Regions from separate parts of the Homo sapiens genome. Here regions 2, 3 and 4 are each linked to region 1. A link is an interaction called in ENCODE POLR2A ChIA-PET data of the cell type or tissue named here. Cell type or tissue: CD4-positive, alpha-beta T cell. All regions are shown on one strand.

The links. Peaks named below come from ENCODE experiments on the same cell type or tissue, not always from the same donor. Only the 100,000 strongest peaks of a DNase experiment are listed, where the experiment ranks them.
Region 2: POLR2A ChIA-PET joins it to region 1 with 11 read pairs; 3 of 35 experiments call an interaction of 5 or more read pairs at or near these places.
Region 3: POLR2A ChIA-PET joins it to region 1 with 13 read pairs; 2 of 35 experiments call an interaction of 5 or more read pairs at or near these places.
Region 4: POLR2A ChIA-PET joins it to region 1 with 21 read pairs; 4 of 35 experiments call an interaction of 5 or more read pairs at or near these places.

What each region holds. Positions count from the first base shown.
Region 1 is chrX:55,486,434-55,491,433 of GRCh38, forward strand. USP51 (ubiquitin specific peptidase 51) reads right to left here and starts at 3,415. Exons shown (of 3, transcript NM_201286.4): 1 at 3,343-3,415; 2 at 2,736-2,932; 3 at 1-2,555. The coding sequence starts at 2,506. The coding sequence ends at 371. It overlaps LOC101928692 (a long non-coding RNA gene), which reads left to right and starts at 2,508. Exons shown (of 2, transcript XR_244468.5): 1 at 2,508-2,613; 2 at 3,432-5,000. RefSeq lists enhancers at 1,971-2,830, 2,348-2,787, 3,008-3,107 and silencers at 2,098-2,177, 3,498-3,607. In CD4-positive, alpha-beta T cell, CTCF peaks have their summits at 3,018 and 3,223; DNase peaks (open chromatin) are centred at 2,318 and 2,648; H3K4me3 peaks cover 2,255 bases; H3K27ac peaks cover 1,350 bases.
Region 2 is chrX:54,997,788-55,002,787 of GRCh38, forward strand. APEX2 (apurinic/apyrimidinic endodeoxyribonuclease 2) reads left to right here and starts at 2,576. Exons shown (of 6, transcript NM_014481.4): 1 at 2,576-2,792; 2 at 3,759-3,842; 3 at 4,464-4,644. The coding sequence starts at 2,636. It also overlaps a transcript of PFKFB1 not described here. RefSeq lists a silencer at 2,457-2,596. In CD4-positive, alpha-beta T cell, no CTCF peak of the experiment used is centred here; DNase peaks (open chromatin) are centred at 2,224 and 2,514; H3K4me3 peaks cover 1,897 bases; H3K27ac peaks cover 1,496 bases.
Region 3 is chrX:56,246,734-56,251,733 of GRCh38, forward strand. It overlaps KLF8 (KLF transcription factor 8), which reads left to right. Exons shown (of 6, transcript NM_007250.5): 2 at 3,498-3,571. Among named protein-coding and RNA genes, the nearest start is that of KLF8, 17 kb to the left of the region's middle. In CD4-positive, alpha-beta T cell, CTCF peaks have their summits at 1,977 (motif pointing left) and 2,176; a DNase peak (open chromatin) is centred at 1,948.
Region 4 is chrX:55,905,666-55,910,665 of GRCh38, forward strand. It overlaps a transcript of KLF8 not described here. Among named protein-coding and RNA genes, the nearest start is that of RRAGB, 190 kb to the left of the region's middle. RefSeq lists enhancers at 3,488-3,557, 3,618-3,677. In CD4-positive, alpha-beta T cell, CTCF peaks have their summits at 2,458 and 2,657; a DNase peak (open chromatin) is centred at 2,516; H3K4me3 peaks cover 1,586 bases; H3K27ac peaks cover 514 bases.

The DNA.
Region 1 (5,000 bases):
TTTTGCTGATAAAGGAATACTCCCTGACTTCACAAGATATTTCTGTAAAAACAAATGACATAGAGTAGCATCAGAACACTTCTACTCCCGTTGTCCCCACCTAAAGCATTCTTTTCATTTCATTATGCTTTATGTGACCATTTTCAACCTCTTCTCCCTCTCCCCATTTCTTAAGGTTGAATGGTCACTGGTTAGTATTCATTTTTTTCTTCCGACAGACCCATGGGCCATGCTAAAATAGGTTCTTTATATCAAGATACTAGCTGTCACATAGGTGTTACTGTCATTGTCCATTCCAAGTAGGTCTGTGTGTCACTTCAAAATCCTTGCCTAATCATTTACTTTTTTTTCAGTAAGTGGTCTGGTAAGACTAGTCTTTCTCTAGACCCTGTTTGTGATAGAACAGTAAATACCCTTCACTGTAGAGTAAGTCCTCAATGGTAGCCTTGGTGATGATGGCATCATCACAGCTGAACCACTGGTCCTTTTGTTGCCGGATGAAGCTGGTATAGTGGCCACTTTCCAAAGTTCCATGGTGATTAATCACTGCAAACAAGGAATACTTATTCTCATTGGGCACACAATCTGTTGGTGGCTGGCCTTCTTTCATTCTGCTCTCTTTAGTAGAGGCCAAAAACGGAGTCATGTCCAGCTCCAAGGGAAAGGAGATAAAGGTATTAATCTTTCGCCTCTGTTTGCCTACATGCTCAAACCGCTTGAGATGAAAACAAGCCACAATGGGTAATTTTTTCATTGTGAGCTGTTTAGTAGACTCCTGGTAGCTTTGGCAACTATTGCATTTGATTTTGGCACTGCTTCCTAGGTGCTCTGGCCTTGTAAACCACTGTAGACAGTCTGTAAGTGAGGGGATTCCTGGTATGTGGTCATCCCTGCTCACTGTGCTGTCAGCCCTCTCTGGGTTCTGGGAATCGAATGTGGCACAAGAGCCAGGCAAGTCCAAACTGATGTCCCAGCATGGGTCTATGGTGGTAGAAACACTATGGCAGGCTTGACATGTGACATCTGATTGCAGGCCACCTGTAAAGATTTGGTCTATGATGCAGTTACAGCAGTTGGGGTTATTGGCCTCCTGCCCACCACTATCATCTTTGCTGTGTCTATGTAGCACGTCTAATATTGCAATAAGGAACTCATGGGCATCCTGCTGCCTGTACCCTGCTAAATGTTCTGCATGGATCCATATCAGATGCAGTAACTTATAGGGAATGTGAGGAGTTCGGCTCCCAGAGTACATAGCATGAAAAAGCGAAGACATTTCACAGACCAGACACAAGCTGGGGCTTGTCATTATACATTTGTGCTTGTCAGAGAGGAAGAAATCTTTCAGTAGAGGAATATGGGTAAGTGCCTGGACAATACAATTCATAAAACAAGTGTTCCCAAGATTGATTAGCCCTCTCAGGCCTACAGTATAGACTGACTTTTTTCTTCTCTTTTTCTTGGGTTTCACCAATTTTGGCTCCTGTTCCTTTGTCTCACAGGTTGATTGCTTGTCTTCAAACCCTGATGTCATAAACTGTTGATGAGAAACATCTGTTGAGGTGGAAGTTAATAATCTCAAAATTTTTTCTTTTGTTTCTTTGGCAATCTGTTCTATGTCTTTGTCATATACATAATCCTTACACATGAAGCAATATATGACCCCATGATAAAGGTCTACAGCTAAATGGTGCTGCTTTGTTTCTGCATGTTTGTGAATATGTTTCTCAGTGAAGCAGCCAAAAAAGACACAGGAGAGACAAGAGTGGAGTCTGTTCATATGGGTACTACATACGTGACAGATGCATGACTTTGCTTTACGTTTCCTAGTCTCTGGGGTCCCACTCCAAACGAAACGCTGGTAGATCAACCTCAGGTTCTTCTGCCAGTTCTTACCTACTTTAAAGCTCTCCACATGAGAGCAGCCTGTGGGACCCTGACCAAACTCGACCTCCAGCAACCAGTCCCCTAAGCCGCCAGGATCCCCCGACCCGTCTAGGTCACCAGAGCAGCTTCTCCGTGTCTGAGGCCTGGACCCAGGCCGGGATCTGCGCCGGGATCCACGCCAGGCCCTGGGCCGCGGTGCGGGTGGGGGCGGGGGTGGCGGCGGGGGCGGGGGCCGGGCTGGAGGCGGGGGTGGGGCCGAGAGCCCAGGCTGGCTGCGGGAGCGGGCCCGGGGCTGGGGCCGAGGGCGGGGCTTGCGGCGCGGGCAAACGGGCGAGGAGCTGCTGTGACAGCGAAGGGGGATTGAAGGGAGCACCTTCTCGTCGCCGCCGCTGCTGCTCCACGTCAAGTTCTCCTCCGGCGCGGGCTCACGCTCTTGTAATGGCTCCAGCTTCATCTCCTCGGCTTCACGTCTCGAAGACGCCTTCGTAGCCCCCGCCGCCGCCTCCTCCATTTTCCCCGCCTTCTCAACCGCCTCCTCAGGAGAGGCTCCTCCCCCACCTCCGGAGATCCAGCGGACCCCAGAGCCGGAGGGCAAAGAAGTTTCTCGAACCTGGGCCATCAGATCACTCCCCGACCTGAGGAGCAAGGCGTCTGGAAAACAGCTGCGACTGTAGATGAAAGGAGACAGAGACTTCTGTGAATGATCTGCCCAGCGTCATGGCCGCGGTGCGCAGTTAGCGCCCCCAGGACCCCTCCCATCGGCCCTTGAGCTCAGCCCGCGGCTTCTGTCGGCTCCACCCACTCAACTGAGAGGCCCCTGGAGCTGATGGGGAGACCGAGGCGGTTACCTGCTTCAAAGGCGATCAGATCATGCCAGGGGACTGGGAACAGAAGGCTAGCGAGCGGTGGGGGTGGGGAACGGCCTGAGCTTTAGGACAGAAAGGATGGAAACTTCTTTAAAAAAGGCGCCACCCTCTGACTGCTTTTTTGCGCCCTGCGCAGCCTCGCTTTGGTGCAGCTTCCTCTGACGTTCTTTCCCTGTATCCTAAAAAACACTTGGGTCAACATTTTCTCTCCAAAATGGCTGAAAGGACGCACTTTTGGAAAATGAACTCACAGGAAGAAAGTGTCCCTCTGTTTCTACCTAACCTATACTTCTGTGACCCGGTGTGTTCCACTCTAAGCCGTTGCCCCTCAGCGCACTTTCGGTCCACCCAGCTCTTGCGCCCTCTCACGCTTTTTCGCGCTTGTGCTCTCACACCCCTTTTCTTGCTTCTGCGACTTCAATTCCTATGATTTCTCCTAGAATTCGGATTACTACTCCCTCCCTTCACGCATTTGCCACCTCTATGGCCACCACTATCCTCGCGCGACCCCCGAAGTCTCCGCTCCCTTTTCCCTCTCCTGCCCCCGCAACACCCCCAGCCCGGCAGTTTGTTTAAAGGTCTGGGTTACCTTGGGCCCCAGGCGCGTGATATAGAACGTCAGCAACTGCTGCTGTCCAGGCGCTCCTCAGCCAGCCTTCTCTCCTGACCTCTCCTCAGGGCTGGTCACAAGGGGGCCGCCCCCTGGCCCCTCCCCTCTCGACGTGCGGCCCCCAACCCCGGATTCTGCCCTCCTGCAGTGATGAATGGCACCGCTGTCCCGCGCAGGCAGGCAAACCTCTTCCTGAAACAGACTCTGCTGGAGGCAACAGCAGCAACAGATTCTACAGAAAGCCCCTGAAATGGAGGCTCAGGCCTCACCTAGCTCCAGGCCCGCACTCCACAGAAAAAAAGATTCACCCGGCGTGGGGGTGGGGGCTTCCAGAGATGGCAACCCTCTGGCAGGAATCCCTCAGGATCCTGTCAGAGCCTGGTCTCTGGGAGTTGACGGAGGGAGGGAGGGAGAGAGAGAGAGAGAAAGAGAGAGAGATTATCCCAGAATGTGCAGGGGAGGAAGCATAAGCAAGGGCTCAGGCTCAGAGAGACCTGAGCCCAGGCACATGCTTGCTGTGTGACCTCGGATAAAACACTTAACTTCTCTGAGCCTTAGTTGTGTCAATTTTTAAAGAGAAATTGAAATAATAACCCTAGCCCAATGTGAACACTGAGTCATAGTATATATCAAGTAAAAGACCTTTTTGGCGAGCTTTATCTGTCACACCTCTTTTTTCAGTCCGCTCCTGAAAATCAGCATAGAGAACAACTCCTGATGCAGAGTAGAGGAGAAGAGAATGCCTTTCTCTTTCAAAGCTCTCTCAAAGTTATGGCTCAGTTCACCCGATCATCCATCCTAGGCAGTCCATATACAGGAGCATGTATTCAACAAAGATGCCATAGGTGCATTATAGCGCTAGATTGTGCTGGGAGAAGCACAAGATACAACTGTTTGTGTCCTGAAGTCCATACGCCAGGAGACTTTTCCTTTTCTTTGACAGATCCGGCATCCAAGGCGACAACCCGGAGGAAAGCTATCTCCAGGGCTTGTTGCCCTTCCGGTCCAATCCCAAGAAAATTACGGTTTATTACAGCGGATGTTTAATGCTACATTTAATCTCTCTGAGAAAGTCACACACCTCCCCTCAAAACCTCACGATTAGGATTCAGCTCTCTTAACTTGGCAGTGGCATCTAGTGGATACCTCCGCACAATGGATATCACTGATTTTGTGACTTGGTTTAGATTCGACCATATCTCAGTCACATACTAGCACCCGGAGGGAAAGTGCTTTGGAATTATAGACTGGCTTGTGCAGGAAAACGTGCTTTTTCTCCCCTAGGGAAGGGCATTTTCTCAGCCACAGCTAAGCAAAGAGTTGCTCCACTCTGGGTTAGCAGCCCTAGAAGGAAATGCTGAGTCAGTCATTTGCTAGCTGTGCCACCTGTGGCTTGGATCCCAGCTGCTCTGAGACAGCCCTGCACCCTTTATGCAGGCAGGGAGGCAGGGCACAATTTATAAATACTTCTGTCTTCTGAGCCTTCGCTTTCTCCTGTGCAAAATCAGAATCATGAGAATGCCAGCCCTACCTAGATTGGTTTATTCAGCAGATATGTAAAGAGCACCTACTGCTGCACTGGGCACTATGAATATACAGCCAAACAAAACTGGGCACAAAAGCAAGTAAGCCAGAGT
Region 2 (5,000 bases), 490 kb before region 1:
ACTGAATCCTAGTCATGGAAGTGGCTCTCCACAGACTATAGTCGCACAGCAGCTGGAGGGTTTTGGGTGGGATTGCTTGTGGAGCCTATAGAAAAAGCAAGATGACTACTCTTAGAGCGAGGAAGTCCTGAAATGTCTCCAAAGAGCTTTGGTTTCTGCCTTTCCACTCTTCTTGATCGTGACAGCCCTCTGAGGAACGTTGGCTAGAGACTTTGATTTCCATTTTACTGAGGAAGCTACTGATGCCCAGAGAAGCAAGAGAGCTTGTTCAAAGCGCCACAGCAAATCAACCCTACTTTACACATCAGTGGGGAGGTAAGAGCTATAATCTCAATCACTCAGTTCATTCAAAACCAGACTTGACCAAGTTAGAGAGACTTTCACAGGTGCTAGTGAATTGCCCTGGGGGCCAGTGTCCCATAAAGGCCAGAATGGACTTTTAAAAATATACAGACAGATAAATAGGTTACATATAGATATAATCTTTTCCCCCACTTTCCCATGCCCTTTAATGCACACGACAACCAACCATCTATGCAAAGAAAACTTTCCAGAGGGCCTGAAGAATGGATGTGGATTTGTGCAACTCCTGCCTACTTTCCCTTCTTTCTCACCTACCTTTTATTCTAGAGGTTTTTTCTTCCATCGCTAATTATCCAACACTCGGTTCTCTTGCATTTACAGACCCCCAAGGCAGGTCCAGTGGGTGGCATCAAAGAGGAAGCCTGGAGGTGTTCGTTGGTTCCCTGAGAAGGCTGAGGACGTACCCTTGTTAAGTGGGGGATGTATGTGCTCTGTTGAAATATCAGCTGTTGTAGTTGCCAAAGACGTTCCTGAGCCACCAGAAGCCTTTTCTCTTCAGTCCAACCATGTGTTCACCTTGCCCCAAAGGTCAGAACTAATATTAACAAGCCACTGCAGAATGGGGAAATTAAAACCAGCCATGGAGACAGGCAAGTTCTGGATTTCGCTGGTGCTGAGTTTCAGATCGATCTTCAGTGTAAATGGGCATAATCCCTTACTGGAAAGCAATCTGGCAATATGAAGCAAGAGCAATAAAAATGTTCATTTCCTTTGTCCTAGTTATCGCACTCATGGGAGTCAATCCTGAGTCAATAACTCCCAAAGCATGAAGAAGCTCAGGACATGCAAATTTTTATTTTAATCACAGAGCTATTTTCTGATAGCAACAACTGGTAACCTTTTAAGTCCTCCAGGAGGAAAAGCAGTTTACTGCGTCTTTGCTGTAACCATTGAGGATGATGGCTCTAAGACTTAAATTCTGGGGAACAAATAATTATGCTGCAATTCTGGGTGAGGAACCTAAAGATGCATCGTTATGCTTTTCCCTGGACATTGGGCATATCCATTACTTCTAATTTTTGTGCTCTCAAAAACAAGCCATGAACCTGTCGATGCTCTTGCTATTATCCTTTGTTCATTCATTCACCTGACAAATATCTATTGCTTCCCAACATATGCTGTGTCCAGTATTAGGGGATGGGGCTAACAAGATGAACCAGACATGGTCATTGCTCTCAAGTTGCTGGCATTCTAATGGCAGCAGAAATAGAAGTCAATGATAGCTGTGTATTATAAGTACTGTGACAGAATGGACCATAGGGTGCCGTGGGGCCCCAGAGGAAAAGACTTAACTGGGGAGGTGTGTGGTCAGTAAAAACACTCAGAAAAGTAATTATTGAGCTAATTAAGACAGGGTGTGAATCCTGGCTCTACTACTTCAGTGTAAGAGAGAGTGAACTGTGAGAATGAAATGAATTCATTCGACGTCTCTAACTTAGCCTCCATGTCCCGAACTGGGTTGTCTTGAGAATGAAATGAGATAACATATACAGAAGAGCCATGGATGCATCCGGAGACAATGCTGCTCACGAGCTTACATTTCCTGGGCTTCGATTTCACTTATCTGAGAAACAGAACCAAGAGTAAGGATGTGTCCGGCTACATCCTTCAGAATGTTAAGAGCCAAGACAAAAGCTACAGGGCAGGCTTGAGACAGCCTCCTCCTCCTCCCCTCTGCCCCAATAAAGCCAAAGGCCCTCCTCCTAAGTCTTATCTCAGTGGAGCGACTCTTACTGCTCCCTCCTCCAACCATGAACTTCCCTTTGCCCAGTCCAACGCGAGCACTTAGCGCCAGCTATTCCTGGGGCGCAAGCGCTGCAGCCATCTGTGAACTTAGGTGGGCGGTCCGCCGCACTGAGGGCGGGGCTTTGGCAGCTGAGCAGTTCCGCTCAGGGTTCCGTCGCTTAAAAAGTGGCAAAATGCCGTTTGTAAGTAACCGGACGCACCACTTGGACTTCTGAGTAGAGGAAAAACGCATTGAGACTCAGCTGTCCGAGCGGAAGGAGCGGGAGCCCAACTGGAAACTCCTCTCGCCATTCATTGCCCCTAGGCTTCCGCTTTGCTTCCTTCAGCGTCCACCCAGTTCCTCCTCCCGCCAATGAGAGCTGAGGAAGTTGAAGCCCCCGCCCGACGTGCGTCAGGCGCTTTAGTGGTACGCACGAGAACGCCTGCGCAAACGCGCGCGGGAGGCGGGCCTGGCCAACTTCTGAACAGGAAGCAGTTCGCTCGCGCCTAGGTTGGCGCGGGCTGGGAGGTGTTCCAGCCCTTTAAGATGTTGCGCGTGGTGAGCTGGAACATCAATGGGATTCGGAGACCCCTGCAAGGGGTGGCAAATCAGGAACCCAGCAACTGTGCCGCCGTGGCCGTGGGGCGCATTTTGGACGAGCTGGATGCGGATATCGTCTGTCTCCAGGAAACCAAAGTGACCAGTGAGCGCTCTGGATTCCAGGATCCCTACATACTTTTTCTTTCCCGCTAACTTTTGTCCCCTGTCCCATGTAATTTTACTTTCCCAGTTTCCTATTCTTAGAGTCCTGTCCTTAGACCCAGGTCCCTTCCCTCTTAAACTTCCATTTCCCACCCTAGCTAGATCCCCTAATTGCACTCCATCTCCTGTCTTCAGCAAACTTTAGCTCCTTCTCGAAACCCCATATCTAGTCAGATTCCCACTCATTCTCCGGCCCCAAACTCAGTCCCCTGAATTTCCTCCTTCCATACGCTGTCCATCTCCCCGCCGCCAAGTCAAACCCCCGAATTCTTCATCCCTGCCCCAAGCTCAGATCCTCTAATTCCCACCCCATCTTTGACCCCAGCTCAGTCTAATTTCCTCTTTTTCACATTTCCACCTCAGAACCCCAGTACCCCTTATCTATTCCCATCTCTCCTCCCAGCGGAAAGTCCCTAATTCCCACCTCATTTCCCACCCCAAGCTTAGATGTCCTCTTATTTCTTCACCCTCTTATCTCCCCTCAGAATCCCCTAATTCCTTTTCCCTCCACCCCCAGTTCAGATCCCCTAATTCCCTCTCTCTTACCTCTCACCCTTAGCTCAGATTCCCACCATCCTCTCGTATGTCCATCCCCATCCCCAGCTTCCTCCTATCGTTCAGACCCCCAGGCTTAGCTCTGATTCTTTCCCCTTCCCACCTAATTCTCCACCTCCACTTCATAGTCTCTAACCGCCCCCCACCAAGCCTTCTAATTCTGATATCAATTTCCTCTCTGACATTTCCCATCTTTCTAGGTCCTCCTCTAATCATGGATATTTCATTCCCGTCACCCCCAACTCTGGCTCTGATGTGTGCAAGGAATTAGCCTACAACTGTAATTCCAGGCCTTTGTGTTTCTCGGATGCTAGTTTTACCTCTGACTTAATCTTACATTTTTTTTTTCCAGGGGATGCACTGACAGAGCCCCTGGCTATCGTTGAGGGTTATAACTCCTATTTCAGCTTCAGCCGCAACCGTAGCGGCTATTCTGGTAAATGGGGCTTTCTGTGGACTTTAAATTAGTGAGGGAGGCAGATAGGGGAAAAGGGTTTCCAATATTTGATGAGAGGGTAATAAGAAATCTTAGACATTTAGTTTACAGAGCTAAAGCTGCATAATAGTAAATTACATGAAATATAATTTTTATGGATAGAATTATCCTACTGGACCTCAGAAGTACAGTAGTAGTGTGGTGCTTAATTGTGTGAACTGTGGAGCCAGACAGCCTGGGTTTGAATCATGGCTCATTTCCTAGCTGTGCACCCTCTGGCAAGTTACATTACCTCTTGGTGCCTCAGGTTCCTCAGCTAGAAAATGAGGATAATGTTTACCTTCCGGGGCTGTTACAAGGATTAAATGAATTAATCCATGTGATAATAATAATTGCTAATACGTCTTGAGCACTCACCATGTATCAATGTAAAACACTTAGAACATTCTGTGGCTTTTTTAGATGTAGGAACTGAGACTCCAGGGTTTGAATAAGGTTGCCCAAGAACCACACTTTATGAAGATGACTTAGATGACTTGTGTGGGGACAATTGGAGTGGGACAGGCTGTGCAACAGGCTATTGACTGCCAGGTCTGCTCAGAGTGCCCTGTCTGTTCCCAGGTGTAGCCACCTTCTGTAAGGACAATGCTACCCCAGTGGCTGCTGAAGAAGGCCTGAGTGGCCTGTTTGCCACCCAGAATGGGGATGTTGGTTGCTATGGAAACATGGATGAGTTTACCCAAGAGGAACTCCGGGCTCTGGATAGTGAGGGCAGGGCCCTCCTCACACAGCATAAGATCCGGTAATAGCTCATATCTCCCTGCTACTGAGCACTGCTGGTGCTACTCTTTGAGTGTGAAGATTCTAAGGCTTGCCATGTAAACATACATGCACCGTGGAGAAGTTCCCAAATTTGCCTTTCCTGGTTTAGTCCTGGCTGGGCTACTCAGTGTGTGACCCTGGCAAATTTTTCCCCCCTCTGAAGCTTGAGTTTCCATCTCTACAATGTGGGGCTGGCCTAGTGATCCAGCTCTTATTACCATAGACATCTCAAAAGCAACTTAGTGCTGAACTCAGTGCCCCAGGTTGCTGTCTTTCTGGGTGTTCTGTGTGAATAGCAGCACCATTACCTGGTGGTAATCCTTAGATATCCCTCTC
Region 3 (5,000 bases), 760 kb after region 1:
GCTGATAACCAACTGGCTGAAGATAGGGAGAGAGGAGTCAAAGGTGGCTGACCCCTAGGTTTTTAGACTGATAGACTGGGTTTATGGTGGTGCTAGAAATTAAGATTAGAAATATAAGAGGTGGAGCAGGTTTGTGAACTCATGGGGTATAAAAGTCCTATTTGATACACAGGACAGATTCTTTGGGCCAGAGTTCAAGATTCTGATAATCAACAATAATAATGGTGGTGATAATAGCTAACTGAGAGTGTTCTATATGCCAGGATTTGTTTTAAGTGTATTTACATGTACAGTTATTCATCCCTTAATGAAGGGGATATGTTCTGCAAAATACATCCTTAGACAATTTTTACATTGTGTGAATATCATAGAATGTACTAACATAAACCTAGATGGTATAATCTACTACAACCTAGGCTATATGGTATAGCTTATTGCTCCTAGGCTACAAACTTCTATAGCATGTTACTGTACTGGACACTGTAGGCAGTTGTAGCATAATGGTGTATATTTGTGTATCTAAACATAGAAAAGGCACAGTTAAAATATGGCATAAAAGATTTTAAAATGGTGTACCTGAACACCACTTAACATGAAGGAAACTTGCAGAACTAGAAGTTGCTCTGAGTAAGTCACTTAGTGAGTAGCGAGTGAATGTTAAGGCCTAGGACATTACTGTACCTTACTTTAGACTTTTTAAACAGTGTACACTAGGCTACACTAAATTTATAAACAATTTTTTCTTATAAATTAACCTTAGCTTACTATAACTTTTTTAGCTTAAAACACAAATCCTGTACAGCTGTACAAAAATATTTTATTTCTTTGTATTCTTATTTTATAAGCTTTTTTCTATTGTTAATTATTTTTTTTTTGCTTTTTACAAGTTTTTGTTAAAAACTAAGACACAAAGACACATCAGCCTAGGCCTATGAGGGTCAGGATCATCAATATCACTGTCTTCTACCTTATATCTTGTCCCACTGGAAGATCTTCAGGGGTAATAACATGCATGGAGCTGCCGTCTGGTATGACAACAATACCTTCTTCTGGGATACCTCCTGAAAGACCTGCCTGAGAATGTTTTATAATTAACTTTTTTTTAGTAAGTAGAAGGAGTACACTCTAAAATGATGATAGAATGTATAGTGTAGTAAATACAGAAAACAATAACATAGTCATTTGTTATCATTGTTAAGTATTACATACTGTATATAATTATATTGACTGACAGCACAGTCGATTTGTTTACACCAGCATCACCACAAATACATGAGTAATGCTTTGCACTGTGACATTACAGCGGGTATGATATCACTAGGTGATAGGAATTTTTTAGCTCTGTTATAATTGTATAGAATCATTGTCGTATCTATGAGAACACTTGGACACAGGAAGGGGAACATCACACACTGGGGCCTGTCATGGGGTGGGGGGAGAGCGGAGGGATAGCATTAGGAGATATACTTAATGTAAATGACGAGTTAATGGGTGCAGCACACCAACATGGCACATGGATACATATGTAACAAACCTGCACGTTGTGCACGTGTACCCTAGAACTTAAAGTATGAAAAAAAAAAGAACAGTGTCGTATCTGTGGGTCATCGTTGACTGAAACGTCATTACATGGCATATGAATGTATTAACATGGAATGTTCACATTAACTCTGTTAAGGCAATACCGTGTTACCCCCTCTTTTGGCAGGTGAAGAAACTGAGGTTCATAGAAGCTAATATAGCCTCTCAGAATCACTCTGCTTCCTCAACTCTGCTGTCTCTTAATCCATAGGAATCGAAGAACAGATTGGAGTTGGCTGTCTTAAGTTGTACTTGCTAGAAATAATGAAGCCTGTTGAAGGTGTTGTGTGAATGCAGAGGGAGAATCGAATCTTCTCCACTCCTACGCATGGTTCTGGCAGCAACAAAGAAAGCTCTCCTGGCGTTTTGGTGCCCCCCTGTGGGCTGTATGAGAGTTACCTGACCTCACATTCTTTTTCCACCATCACACCTCCTTTTCCTGTCTTAGAAATCAGAAAAAGCTTAGCTACCCTCTCTACCACCTCTCACTTCATAGTTAATTACACCTCAGGCATCTTTCATGCATAAATTCTCTAATTTTCTTTCGTTCTTTTCCACCCTTTTCCAATTTCTGTACTTGAGAAAACACATTCCCTCACTCTCCTTTTCTGTCACTGTCATCAAAAACCTTCGAAAATGTGATTAAACACCTACCATGTACCAGGCAATGTTCTAGGGCCTTGGAATACATTAGTGAAAAAAACAAAGATGAAAGTATCTGCCTGCAAGGAGCTCAGATTCTATTGGAAGTCAGTTTTCTTAATTCTGGCTTCTACTATTCTTATTACTTACTACAGTTCCTCCATTAACCTGTTAAAAGAGAAACTTTAGACAAATTACACTTAACAGTTTAATCGAGCAAAGAATGATTCATGAATCAGGCAGCCCCCAGAAGAAATAATAGATTCAGAGCAACTCTGGGGCTGCCATGTAGTCAGATAATATTTATGGACAGAAAATGGAAGTGAGGTACAGAAACAGCTGGATTGGTTATATCTCAGTATTTGCCTTATTCAAACACTTTGAGTTGTTGACTGCCTGTAATTGGCTGAAACTCTGTGATTGGCGCAACAGTAGATTACACTGTCTACACATCCAGTTAGGTTATGGTTCATTATGGATGGGGAAACCTTTAGGCTGAACTTGAAATATGTAAGGAGGAAGCTTTAAGCTAACCTTAATTTAACAAACCCCACCCCCAAGTTCCATGGAAGCCTTAGGGTTCTGCAGAGGATAGTCTGAAATCTTTTAATCATAGATGGACAAGTTGTGGCTTAGGAAAAAAAAGGCCTTGCCAAAGATTATGGGATGTGAGTGCTGCACATCTAACTCCCAGAAAATCTGGTTGAGGAAGAAAGCTAGTAGGTGCTTCTAGTATGAATGACTGATGGTTTAAGGCAGCTGAATTAAGACACTAATTCCTTTTTTTAAGAGGAAAAACTAAAGAAGAAAGAGAAAACTGTTTTTATTACCCCACCTGGCTTGCAGATTTAAGAGACGTAGACAGATAAAATACGTCTCTAGAGAGATTTGGCCTTGATGTGTAAATAAGTTCACTCGGGTAAATATATATATAGGAGCTTGGAACTCCTTCAAGCAAGAACTAGACCAGGAAGGTAGAATACTGAAAACTGTAGCTATACTGATGTTCCTCTGAAGGCAGAGCATGTTGGAGAAATAGGAAGAAACAGATTACCTGCATGCAGTTTGGTGGAGGGGAGCAGCTAATATTATTGGGGAAAAGTTAGGTCCATCTTGATGAGTAAAATAAATCAGAAGGTTTCAATGACTTATCAGTATCTGGTAAGCACTGAAAGATAAAGGTCATAGAACACACATAACATTAATGGCATATTTATGCATATAGTGGGTTAGATTTTATTCTGAAAGTTGTCTTTTCCTTTTCTCTTTTCCAGATATGGATAAACTCATAAACAACTTGGAGGTCCAACTTAATTCAGAAGGTGGCTCAATGCAGGTATTCAAGCAGGTCAGTTATCAGGAAAATAGGGTGCTAATATTGGGCCATAATAGTATTGAATACCTGGTAGTGATTACAGAATTTAAACTCATTTTTCTTTCTATAACATGTTTGGGGATTGAGAAGAGGTGAAGGAAGACATATTTCTAGAAAGTATATGAATGCCTTGGTTTCATAGTCAGCTGGGGAGTAGATCTGGCCTAAAAGAAACATAGCCTCTGGAATCAAGGCTATAAAGACAAGAGTAGACCTTTAGTAGACAATAGCAACTATTTATATAGCACTATTTCATATTTCAGATAGGATGAAGATTAAATGCATTGTCTTATTTAATCTTCACCATAATCCTGTTGAACAGTGTATTAATTAGTATTCTCCAGAGAAACAGAACCAACAGGATATGTGTGTATGGTGTATGTGTGTGTGTATGCATATATGTACATGGAGAGAGAGAGAGAGAGAGATTTCAAGAAATTGGCTCATTAGATTGTGGAGGCATGGCAAGTCCAAAACCCCATCAGGGGTAGGCCGGCAGGCTGGAGATTCAGAAGGAGTTACAGTTTGAGTCCAAAAGCAGATTGTGAGAAGAATTCTTTCTTGCTCTATGGAGGACAGTCTTTGTTTTAAAAACTAAGGTCTTCAACTGATTGGTTGAGGACCACTCACATTATAGAGAGTAATGTGCCCTATTTAAAGTACAATGTTTTAAATGTTGGTCTCATCCAAAAAAATACCTTCACAGAAACATCTAGAATAATGTTTGACCAAATATCTGGGCACTGTAGCCCAGCCAAGTTGTCACATAAAATTAACCATCATTATTCTTAGTTTCCCCATTTGATGGAAAATAAAACTGGCCTTGAACACTCCAAGAATTAGGATTCGAAACAGGTTATCTGGATTTTATGTCCCAGGGCTCTGTGCTAGATGTTGAAGTCCCGTCTTTCTTGGGGTTGCAAATTCACTGCATGAGTGAAACTCAAATACAGTCAAAATTAACCTTGAAAATCCTTAAATCACCTATAGACTTGAGTATACAGTGTTGTATATACAATACTTGTCTGTTTCTTTATTTAATTCATCAGATAAAGTTGGTTACATTTAGGAATCTTTTTGTTATAATTTCAACTTTTATTTTATTTTTTGAATTTTTATATATTTATTTATTTATTTATTTATTTATTTGAGACGGAGTCTCGCTTTGTCACCCAGGATGGAGTGCAGTGGCACAATCTTGGCTCACTGCATCCTCTGCCTTCCAGGTTCAAGCTATTCTTCTGCCTCAGCCTCCTGAGTAGCTGGGACTACAGGCACGCACCACCATGCCCGGCTAATTTTTGTATTTTTAGTAGGGACAGGGTTTCACCATATTGGCTAGGCTGGTCTCGAACTCCTGACCTCATGATCCGCCCACCTCGGCCTCCCAAAGTGCTGGGTT
Region 4 (5,000 bases), 420 kb after region 1:
CACCTGCACAGGCACACATGCACACACACATATACATATACATTGCAGACAAACAAAATTTATCTGCTGGCCAAATTTAACTTATGGACTGTTGGTTTGTAACCTGTATTGTATAGCAATTTCCACAATTTTCAGGGTTGTCTCAATTTCAACCCAGTCTTAGCTTGCCTGATGCCAAATACTAAGCCCCTCTGCATCATCCTTACAAATAACCCTGCCTTGATTCTCAGAAATAGTGTAAAAGTTCTCTAAAACTTAAAGCACAACAAAATAAAATAAAATAAAATAAATTAGCCAGGCATGGTGGCGGGCGCCTGTAGTCCCAGCTTCTCTGGAGGCTGAGGCAGGAGAATGGCGTGAACCCAGGAGGCAGAGCTTGCAGTGAGCCAAGATTGCCCCACTGCACTCCAGCCTGGGCGAGAGAATGAGACTCCATCTCAAAAAAAAAAAAAAAAAAAAAAAAAAAAACCCCAAAAAACACACACACAAAAGTTAGAGAAAGGGGAAATTTATTGAAAGAGTCCTTTCTTTGCCTATGGTCCACAGTGCTTAGCATTGTGCTGAGAATATAACCATGGTATCTGTCAAAACTCCCTATAATATTATGCTCACGTATAAGTAGCAGCCTAGTAAAAGCTGCCTGGCATTCATGGCTAGAGGTCCAGAGATTTGGGCTGAGTAACCTCTATGAACAGGCAGATAGTTAAGGTTAGGACACAGTGGGTATAAGCAACCAATGACATGTTAATGACAGCTCAAGACAACCCTGAAAAAAAGATTGTTGTCCTCCTAAGTTTTCTCTTGTTGAGACTAAATAGCCCTATACTCTTCTAGTGGTGAAGGAAAATGGCTGCTTCTTATGACCCTGTATCAAGGTCATAGTTTACAAAATTGCTTAAACCACCCTTCTTGCTTTATGTAACCAATGCTCTTAATTTTATTCTTCCCTTCATCTTTAAATTAAGAACACAAGTCAACCATCAGCTATCCACTGCCAACCCTAAAAGCTAACCTGAAAGCACACTTCTACTATGTCACTGCTCCAATCATGTTGCCAACTCAGCCCAGAGGCAAGATATTCAAGCAGATGTTCTAAGGAAGAATAAATAGGGGAAGTAGTTCATATCAGGTGTGTATTTCTTTCTTGTTTTCTGTTTTGATTTGTTTATTGTTTACAAACAGATATCACCCAGATAAATCCCTGATGATATTGCCTTTAATTGTTCTTTCAACAAATTTTTATTGAGTCCCTACTATATGACACCCACTGTTCAGTATGCTGTGGATAGAGCAATGAGCAAAATAGATGATGTCCCTGCTCTTACTGAGCTTATACTCTAGTGGGAGACTTACTTTGTCACAGAAACAAACACACAGATTAAATTGTGATCTGTGCTGTGATAAAAATAAAATGAGATGAGGTCATAGAGAGTGCCTGGATTGTGGGAGTTACCTTAATCCACATGGTAAGGGAACGCTTTCCTGAGATGTGTAGGATATTGGAGCCCACCATGGGCATAATCAGACAGAAGGAAAAGGAATGCAAAGGCCTTGAGGTGAGAGAGATCTTAATATATTGCAATGAAAAGGAGGTCAGCATAGCTACAGCAGTGTGAACAAGGTGTTTACAAATCAAGTCAAAGAGACAGGCAGGGGACAGGTGGATCTTGAGGGCCTTGTTGATAATATAAGACAATCTGGATGCTAACTGCAATGGGAAATGACTGAAAGGTTTTAAACAGAGGTGCGACCTGGTCAGATTTGCCTTTTAGAAAGACTATTTGTTTGCTGGCTGTTGAACAGATTTTAGCAGGGCAGATGTGGAAGAAGGGTCACCAGTGAGGACACTCTTCTAGCCATCCATTTGGGAGATGGTGATGGTCAGGATCAGGGTCAGGGTAGTAGTAGTGGAAAGGGTGAGAAATGGTCAGATGCTGAACACACTTTTAGGACAAAGCTAACGGGATTTCCTCAATAATTGGATGAGACTTGTGAGAGAAGAATCAGGGATGGCTCCAAGATTTTTGGCCTAAGCAACCAGGTATTGTCATTAACTGAAGGGGGGGATGGCATTAAACATGATTTCTCATGGGTCATTCTGGAGTTCCAGTTATACCTGTGGGATGGAACCTCAGGGCCCTTCTCTGACTTTGAGCTGCCTAGTTATGAGGTGGGGCGGTAGTAAGGGACTGCTGTTTGGGTGAATTAGAGGCATAAGGCACATTTCTGGGAATCACCACCCTCTCTCCCTTCCCCTTCCCCATTCTAGTCAAAAAACATGCAGACTCACACAGATGAGAGACAGAGAAGACTGAGCATCCCAGGATAGGCAGAAGGAAGAGTCCCCAGAAACTCTAGAGCTGTTGTAGCCACTTCAGTCCAAAGACTGCATGGGCGTGGGCGGCGCCAAGGGGGCGTCGCAGAAACTTTCTTAGGGATCTGGCAGCCTAGGGAACCAGTTTTACCGGAAACAAAGTAATGAAAAGAGATGCGGTGGGGTGTGGCGGGGCCTGCCCCCTGCCGGAAGAAGTTTGGGTGCAGCCCAGTATTCAAGCTCCAGGACAAAGGGGGCGGGGAGGCCGCCACTAGCAAACAACCTCAGCTTCATAAATCCAGCAGAAAGGTCCGGGGTATTGTTGAAAAGGTCGGAAGGACCAAGATTATGTCCGCCAGCCTAAGTGGGACGAACAACCAAGTTGTGCGATGCAGCTTTAAAGGGGCTGGTGATTGACAGAATGGTGTAGTAGTAGATGGGGTGGAGCCGCTGGGTGGGGTCGAGACTGGCAGCTGAGAGATACCAAAAGGAAGAAAAAAGAAAACCATTGCTCTTGATATTGCTAATGCCGGGGGAGGTAAGCTAACGAGAAAGTAGGGAAAAGGAAGGTTTTAGAGTTCACCTCCACTCCTTCCCCTGGCTAACACTCTTTACACTCTTCTGCCTTCCCTTGAGATAATTAAAATAGACTGTACACCGGCCCTAGTCGGTGCCCATTCCCCCTAACTCTTCACTCAACTACGTGTGTAGTCCGAGGGAGTGAGGACCCCGGGTCCAAGAGCTCAATCCCGGCCCCGCCCCGTCGGCCCAGGCCCCGGGGCTGGGAGGAGAGGATGCCTTCGGAGGCGCAGAATCCGAAAGTAAGTTCCTTTTATTTTGCCTTACCAACTGCCACCTCCCACTCCACCTTCCTTTTATCACCCTCTCTGGGCGGCGAAATAGCCTCTTTCAAGGAAAACCTTTCAGGGTGGAGCAGAGTGGGGTTGGTAAGAAGGGGAGGGGAAGGGAGGTGGTGCTTTAGAGCCTAGGGGAGCTACCACGGGCGGGACAGGCGCGCTCAGTTCGATGGCTGTGTGGTTGGATCCTTGATTTCTCCTCCAGGTATTAGAGCCTCGACTTCCTCCCTCCTGGCATTCTTTCTTTTTATCACCCTGCAGCAACCCTATCAGGTTGCCTGAAGCCTCTAGCTGTGAGCTAGGAGGGCTCCATCTTGCCTGGCTTCTTAAAGGGACAGTGCACTATTTAACTGGAAATTCAATTATGAGAAGGGTGGCAGTACCTCTATGTTGGAAGGAATTTGTGTGGCGAGGACAGCTTTTTCTTACTCAGACCAGCTTCCATACTTGGTTCTAATATCCGTGTGGTTCTTAGGAGGTGCACCGTGGGCAATGTTGCCAAGTTACACATTAGTTAACTGCAGCCAGTTGACTGCTGTTTTAGCTCAAAGGGAAAATTTCCATTTCCTGAAAGGCGCCATGGCAGTGCAGGTATCTTGAACAAATTCATTCTACAAATTTTATTGAATGCCAGGTGCATTGCCTGTGGCTGATCACACTGCTGGGAGGTTTGTGTAAAATGTCAAGGCCATGCAGAGTGTTGTCAATGACTCCCTTTTTAACTGATTAGTAGCCTTCCCAGGATATGGAGACAAATGTTGAATTTGATTCCAACATTTACCAAACATTTCTTACATGAATGGCTCAATGGTTCACTTTTATTGTCTTCTGTTCAGTACCAGGTGTCCATATGCTCAAAGCCAAGTGACTGGGAATTCCAGCTAGAAGAAATAGGAACTCAAATCAAAATGGCATGCAGAGAGGAAAGAGCAGGAAACTTCAGTAGGAAAGCTAATGCCACTTTGGCGTTATCCATGTCCAGTAAGGGAGATTGTTTTGGGAAAGAGGGCTTCACCATCTCCCTTCCACTGTTAAAGAAGAGCTGGTGTGGCAGAAACTTGTTAGAAAGGGTCTCTTATGGACCAGTGACATCTCTTACATATTTGTCTCTCTTATGTTTCTGCACAGGGAGGGTGGCAGGACTGTGGATAGAGCCTAATGATACTCCACAGGTCGAAGAGATGAAAATATGTTTGAGGTTTTAGGGTTCATATTTCACTCTGTAGGTTTTTGTTTGGTCAATGGAATGCCACAGTTCCCGGTGCTCTGCAATTTCCTTTGTTTTGAGTCCCTTCCTAGTTCTTACTCAGCGGTCCAGGGTAGGGAACTGTGACAGAGCAAGGTATTGACACAAAATTACATTGTGTTATTATATTCATTCATTCATTCGTTCATTCATTTGACAATTACATACTGAGAATCTACTCTGTATCATCACCACACAAGACTCTGGGGAAAATATGCCTTCTTGGAGATTATATTCTAATGAGGAGGTGTTGGTGGAGGGGACTAACAAAAAACAATGAACATATACGTTGAGTGGGGATAAGATAGGAGAAAAGCTACAGGGCATGTGGAATTGGGGTGATTTTAAAGAATATATCTGAATGAAGTGAGGGAGCCAGCCGTGAGAATACCTGAGGGAAAGGTGTTCTAGACAGAGGAAGTAGCAAGTGCAAAGGCATGGTATGTTCAAAGAATAGTAAGAAGGTCAGTATCACTGGAGTGGACAAGAGGAAGAGTGCGGGATATAAGGTCAGTGAGATAGAGGGGGCTAGATCATATGGGAACTTGTAAAGACTTTGACTTTTATTCTGAATGAGACAGGA